Linked DNA regions of Homo sapiens: region 2 is linked to region 1. A link is a contact called in ENCODE Hi-C or POLR2A ChIA-PET data. All regions are on one chromosome and are shown on one strand. The core of a region is the stretch at or near the end of the contact, and the rest is flanking DNA. Distances in the headings are between cores, read along the strand shown.

Region 1 (2,700 bases), core at 135-2,634:
GACAAAGAGGCCCGCCATGTTTTACACTGCGGCAAGACCTTCAGCCGCCATCTTTTCCTGTGTGACCGCACATGTCCACCACCATGCTAACCACTTAACAAAGCCTCGCCCATCATGATGTGGCCTTCCCGCCACTTGAACACTGCGACAGAACTGGATCCGCCATTTTGGACAACCTAACAAAGCACAGCCCGCCATGCTGAGCAATGCCGCAATGTCAAAATCGCCATTTTAAGCCCTGCACCTTAGTCTTTCCTAACCTTCCATTTTTAACTAGTCCCTTGTACTGATAAAAGATGATTCTTACTGCCTCCCGATACAACAATCACGCAAAGCTCCTAACAAGCCCCAAATCAATTCATTCAGATAGGTTTAGCTCATGCAATGCACATGACTTCCTCTGCCTGACCTGCTATCATCCATCTTGCCTCCCTAGTTTAACTTAGCACAAACGACTAGCCCTAAGCCGAGTTATGCGGCAAGTCTAAAATGGCGGCCACTTTTCCTCCACAATCTGAACACGCCCTTAGCTTAACTGCAGAGTCATTCTCTGCCAAAGCGGTAGGTACACTCACACACCACCAAATGATCAGCAGCAAAAAAAAGTGTAGATATTCCAGAGAGTGCAACAACCCACAAAACCAACATTTTTTCATCCATAAAAAGCACCGATGGGCGATGAAAAAAAAAAATCAAAGCAGGTATCCGCGGCCCCGATGGGCCAGAAAAACAAAAATTAAAGCAGGTATCCGAGGCCCCGATGGGCAAGGAAAAATAAAAAAAAAAAAAGCAGGTATCCGAAGCCCCGATGGGCCAAAAAAAGAAAATTTTTAAAAAGCAGATATCCGTCACCCCGATGGGCCAGAGTGTTGGGGGTTCAGAGGGGAAGGGAATCAGCAGGTATCCGATACCCCGATGGGCTAAGGAAAAAAAAATAAAAAGCAGGTATCCGCGGCCCCGATGGGCGAATAAAAAAGAATTAAAAGGCAGGTATCCACGGCCCCGTTGGGCAAAGAAAAAATAATAAAACCAGGTATCCGCAGCCCCGATGGGCAAAATATAGAAAAGAGAGTGGAAGAGTAAAAAACTGATCCACAAAAAACAGAGATGTCAACCAAAAATGATTCCAAAGAAAAATTCCTTAAATATTAAAAATTGCCTCAAAATATTCCAAATACTTTCTTTAAAAAAATATGGAGGACGTGTCAAGAAGACACTAGGAGAAAGTATAGAATTTAAAAAAATATTTTATGGAATTTAGGTGATTTTTTTAAAGAAATACGCCATAAAGGGTGTTGGGGGACTAGAAAATGTTCTAGAAAGAACCCCAAGTGCAGAGAGATCTTCAGTCAGGAAGCTTCCAGCCCCGAGAGAGTAAGAAATATGGCTGCAGCAGCGAATTGCAGCGCTTTAAGAACTGAAGGGGGGGCTGAGGGCGGAGAGAGCATAAGAGGCGTGGCCTAGAAGATTGAAAGCCGGACATCTTTGTGATTTGGTTGGTTCAAAATTTACCCAGTAAGGACAAAAAAGGGAAATTTCAAGAAAGCAAAGACATACCAGAAAGAACATTAACTGGAAGTAGACTTCATTTCTAGACCAGGAGTCACAACTTCAATGGGTTTTCCAGTTCTCATCTATAACATGGGGACATTGAGTAAATCAAGCAATAATTAATGCTAAAATCCTCCATAAACTGCATAATAAATGTAAAGATGTTAATTCAGCTTGGTTTTGAGAATGGGGGAAGGGATAGGTAGAGCTTTGATGTGTTGATAAAGTATCCAAATATATCATTCAAACCAGAATTTGTAACTCCTCCACCAAACTTTTGAACCAAAGAAGCTAGAAAGGAGTAATACATTGAGGTTAGTACCATCTTCAAGGGACTTCCCATTCCATTATCCCATGTAATAGATAATGGAATATGTATTGCATAGATAATAATAAAGGATTATTCCTGTTTTATACATTAAAATAGAGTCCTATAGAGGTTACATCATGTGCCCGAGGTCACACACCATGATTCAGAGTCAATGTAGTTTTTACTCCAACACTCTACCTTGTATGGCTCCCAACCATAAGAGAACGGAAGTGCTTACGAGTCAATTGGTGAGCAAGAGAGAAAAAGGAAAGAAAGACATTTCATAGAATGGCTATTTGGTTCCTAAATAATCAAGAAAGAGTACTGTTTGTGACCTGTTTGTAATTTTTTAACTATGACTCCTTAATCTTTACTATTTTCCTATTTCCTCCATGAATCTGAGGAACCCAACATTGGACCAACCATATGACACAGTAGTGAAGTTGACCCTCTGTCAGTAACTGATAAGTGGTAGGAAGAAAAAGCTCATATAAAAGCCAAAGCTGCCCTCAGAAACCTGGCTATTTCAGTAGGAAGCAATTAATCTCATAAACTCTTCTATGTCATTCGAGAAACAACAGAGAACCAGAAGGGAGACAATGGCAACTTAAGTATTATAGAGCAACTTCTAGAAAGTCAAAGGATACATTACCCTCCCACTGGCTGAACTGGAAAGTGTAACTATCGACCCAAATCTATCAGGTAAGCTTGCTCTTCAGTTTCCAGAAAAATAATAAAGTATGCAAATTTTCTTCCTTAAGAAATACCTTCCATCTTCTAAGTGTCCTTGGATCAAACAAAAAAAGTAATCTGACTTGTCATTCCAAATGAGGGTTATT
Region 2 (2,700 bases), core at 105-2,604, 1.3 Mb after region 1:
TTCCACATGCTTAGTGTCATTCCCTATTCTCCCTGTTCAGAACATTCTCCCCAGTTCTATCACCAGCATGAAATACTCTTTATAACCTGGTCCTTAATTATCACTATTTCCTCTGGATGCCTATAGCCTTTATTGTACATACTATTCATTTGCTAATTAACCCACCACTGTGTTTTTCAGTTATTTTTGTAATGCATAGATCCAATCTCCTTAACTAAACTGTACAATCCTTGAAGGCATAACTGTATGTCTCTCTTAGTACCCTATCATCTAGCACAGGGCTATGTACAAGGTAGACGTTAAATATTTGTAGATGAAGAATCAAAATTTAAGAGGTTGTTTCTCATACAAAACTGACAATATTTTAAAGTGATAGTGATAAATACGTGGTGGCAATTAAACCTCTTGTCAATACACAGAAAATAAAAAGATATACTTTAGTACAGTTAAGTACAAATAATTTTTTAAAAAACCGTTCCTGAGTGAGAGGTAATAATGGACTCAAATTTTAGGAGGCACTACAACCATAGCTACATTCATAAGTTAAGGATAAGTAGCCTATGGCTTCCAAAATGACCTGTGCACAGAGAACATCACTGTATTTTTCAGATCTAGGACAGTCATATTTATACAAGAATTTAGGGCGGTCTATGTTTTGGAAAGATAGTTACGGTTTTGGCCTATCAAGAAGCACGCCTGTCAGCAAGGGAGTTAACTGGCGCCACCTGTTTATAGATAGCTTGCTGTCATTACAGTGCTCTCCGAATTGCTAATTCCAACTGAGTAAAATCTGAACCACAGATAAACTGTCCCAAATTCCATTACTAATTGGGGAAAATAATCCAGTCTTCCTCGTCTTTAGAAAGGCAAGCAGGCTGGGAATGGTGTCTACCCCAACTCTTAATATGAGAGAAAAACTATGACTCCGAGAGCCTCCAGCGCTCCAGGTGTCCTCTGCCCAGAACCTCCTGCCCCGTTTCCCTTTGCTGAACTCAAAGGTTTTCTTCTTCGCCCTTTCCTCAAATTACTGACGTTAATTTCCTTCACTTACTGCTGCTCCCAGTTAGCCATGACTTTCTTCTTGGTGCTCTCTCTGCCCCGAGGTCAGGAGGGCAACCTTTTCCCTACAGGTCCCCTTGCCCTTCACCCTATTCTTCCATGTCAGTGGCATCTCACCTGGTAGGCTCGAGCGGTTCCCAAGGCGCCGAGTTGATGTGGCCTCCACTGCGGACCTGAGCCGCTAACAGAGACTAAAGGCCGGATCAGAATCGCGGAGTGCCGGCGCTTTTCGAAAGCAGCCGCCGCGGCCGCCCAGCGCCAAGAATGCATCGCGAGCAGCGCCATCTTGAGCGAGGAAAGAGGAACCGAGAGAAGAGGATTATGGGACACTGGCGGACTGAATTCGGCTACCTTAATTGTCTCTCCTCTTCTTGTTTTCCCAGGGCCCCAGACCGGAAATGGATTCTGTTTGAAGATTCGGATGCATTCGCACAGCCTCTTTTATTTGTTTTTCCTTAGGGCCGAGCTTTGATTGTTTTCCTTACACAACCGGGAATATTGGAGTAACACTGTATTTTTCTCTTTTCCTGGAGTTGCCAGATGAAATACAGGATGCCTACCTAGTTAAGTTTCAATTTTACATAAACAACGAATCATCTCTTCGTGCGTGTGTCCCAAATATTGTATCTGCTAAATCTGTCAACCCCATCTTGTCTCTCATAATACTCTCTTACCTCCTCCAACTCAATGTCACGCTCCCCTCTCTCCATTTTCCCTATGCATATTCTTATCTTCACTCCCTTCTGAATTAAGGAAAGATTAAACTACAGACGTTAATTTCCCCTGGGAGGAGGCTTCAGCTGTAAGATTTACTGCTTTTCTGTCCTGTAAGGACTTTAACTTTGCTGATTGTTCTCTGTTGCGCAAACCTTGGGGCAGTTTTCCTTTGGTCTGTTGCTCGTGGGACAGTCTCACACACACACACACACACACACACACAGAGAGACTACAGACATCTTTACTAATTTTGTCACTCTTTCTAGCTCTTCGCTTTGGTTTTTGCAGCGTCCCTAATTCTTGAAAAATCGCTTAGGTTGGCTGAAGGGTGGTAAAGTGAAATGTATGGAGAGAAGACCATGTTTAAAGACAGGCTTATATTCTTTTGTCACCACTATTATCAAACAAAATGTCAAAATATGTTTACAGTTATCTAGGAAACTGCATTTCCAGTTGTAAATGTTACCTGAAACCCCGGAGACAATAATGCAGTTGCAATTTTATATTCACTGCTGCATTCTCCAACTTTTCACACAAAAGAGACAAATAATTATGGACTTCTTATGAAGAGGTACTTTGGACTAGTAAGTCTGATAAAGAAAAACAGAAATCTGTAGCCCATGCAGTTAGCTTTTTTGTTCTGGGATTCATTCAAGGGGATGCTTGAGCTAGTTATTTAAAGAAAAATAGAATTCAAGTTGAAGAGGTTGACTGGAATTACACGTAAAGAAGATGACATGTTAAAAGCAAGAAGGCATAAGAAAATATTTTCAGGTTCAGGAGTCTATGGAGTTTGGGAAAGTAGTAGGAGGTTAACCTGAGTGAACAGAGACCTGATGGTAAAGGGCCTTCTATTTCATTCTAAGAAGTTAATACTTTATCCTATAACCAGTGAAGAGTTTTAATCAGGAGAGTAACATGATC

Evidence for each region. Hi-C counts contacts between places; a loop is a spot of excess contacts on that map. ChIA-PET counts read pairs that join two places held with the same protein, here RNA polymerase II (POLR2A).
Region 2: a map of sigmoid colon shows a loop between it and region 1 (14-fold over the local background). The contact joins the promoter of ABCB7 here to the promoter of XIST in region 1. A Hi-C loop is called at or near these places in 1 of 168 maps with a recorded cell type or tissue (sigmoid colon). POLR2A ChIA-PET finds 5 or more read pairs at or near these places in 1 of 52 experiments (T-cell).

What each region holds. Positions count from the first base shown.
Region 1 is chrX:73,851,330-73,854,029 of GRCh38, forward strand. It overlaps XIST (X inactive specific transcript), which reads right to left and starts at 1,385. Exons shown (of 6, transcript NR_001564.3): 1 at 1-1,385. RefSeq lists enhancers at 1-239, 103-604.
Region 2 is chrX:75,154,929-75,157,628 of GRCh38, forward strand. ABCB7 (ATP binding cassette subfamily B member 7) reads right to left here and starts at 1,355. Exons shown (of 16, transcript NM_001271696.3): 1 at 1,177-1,355. The coding sequence starts at 1,344. It also overlaps a transcript of UPRT not described here. RefSeq lists an enhancer at 1,036-1,465.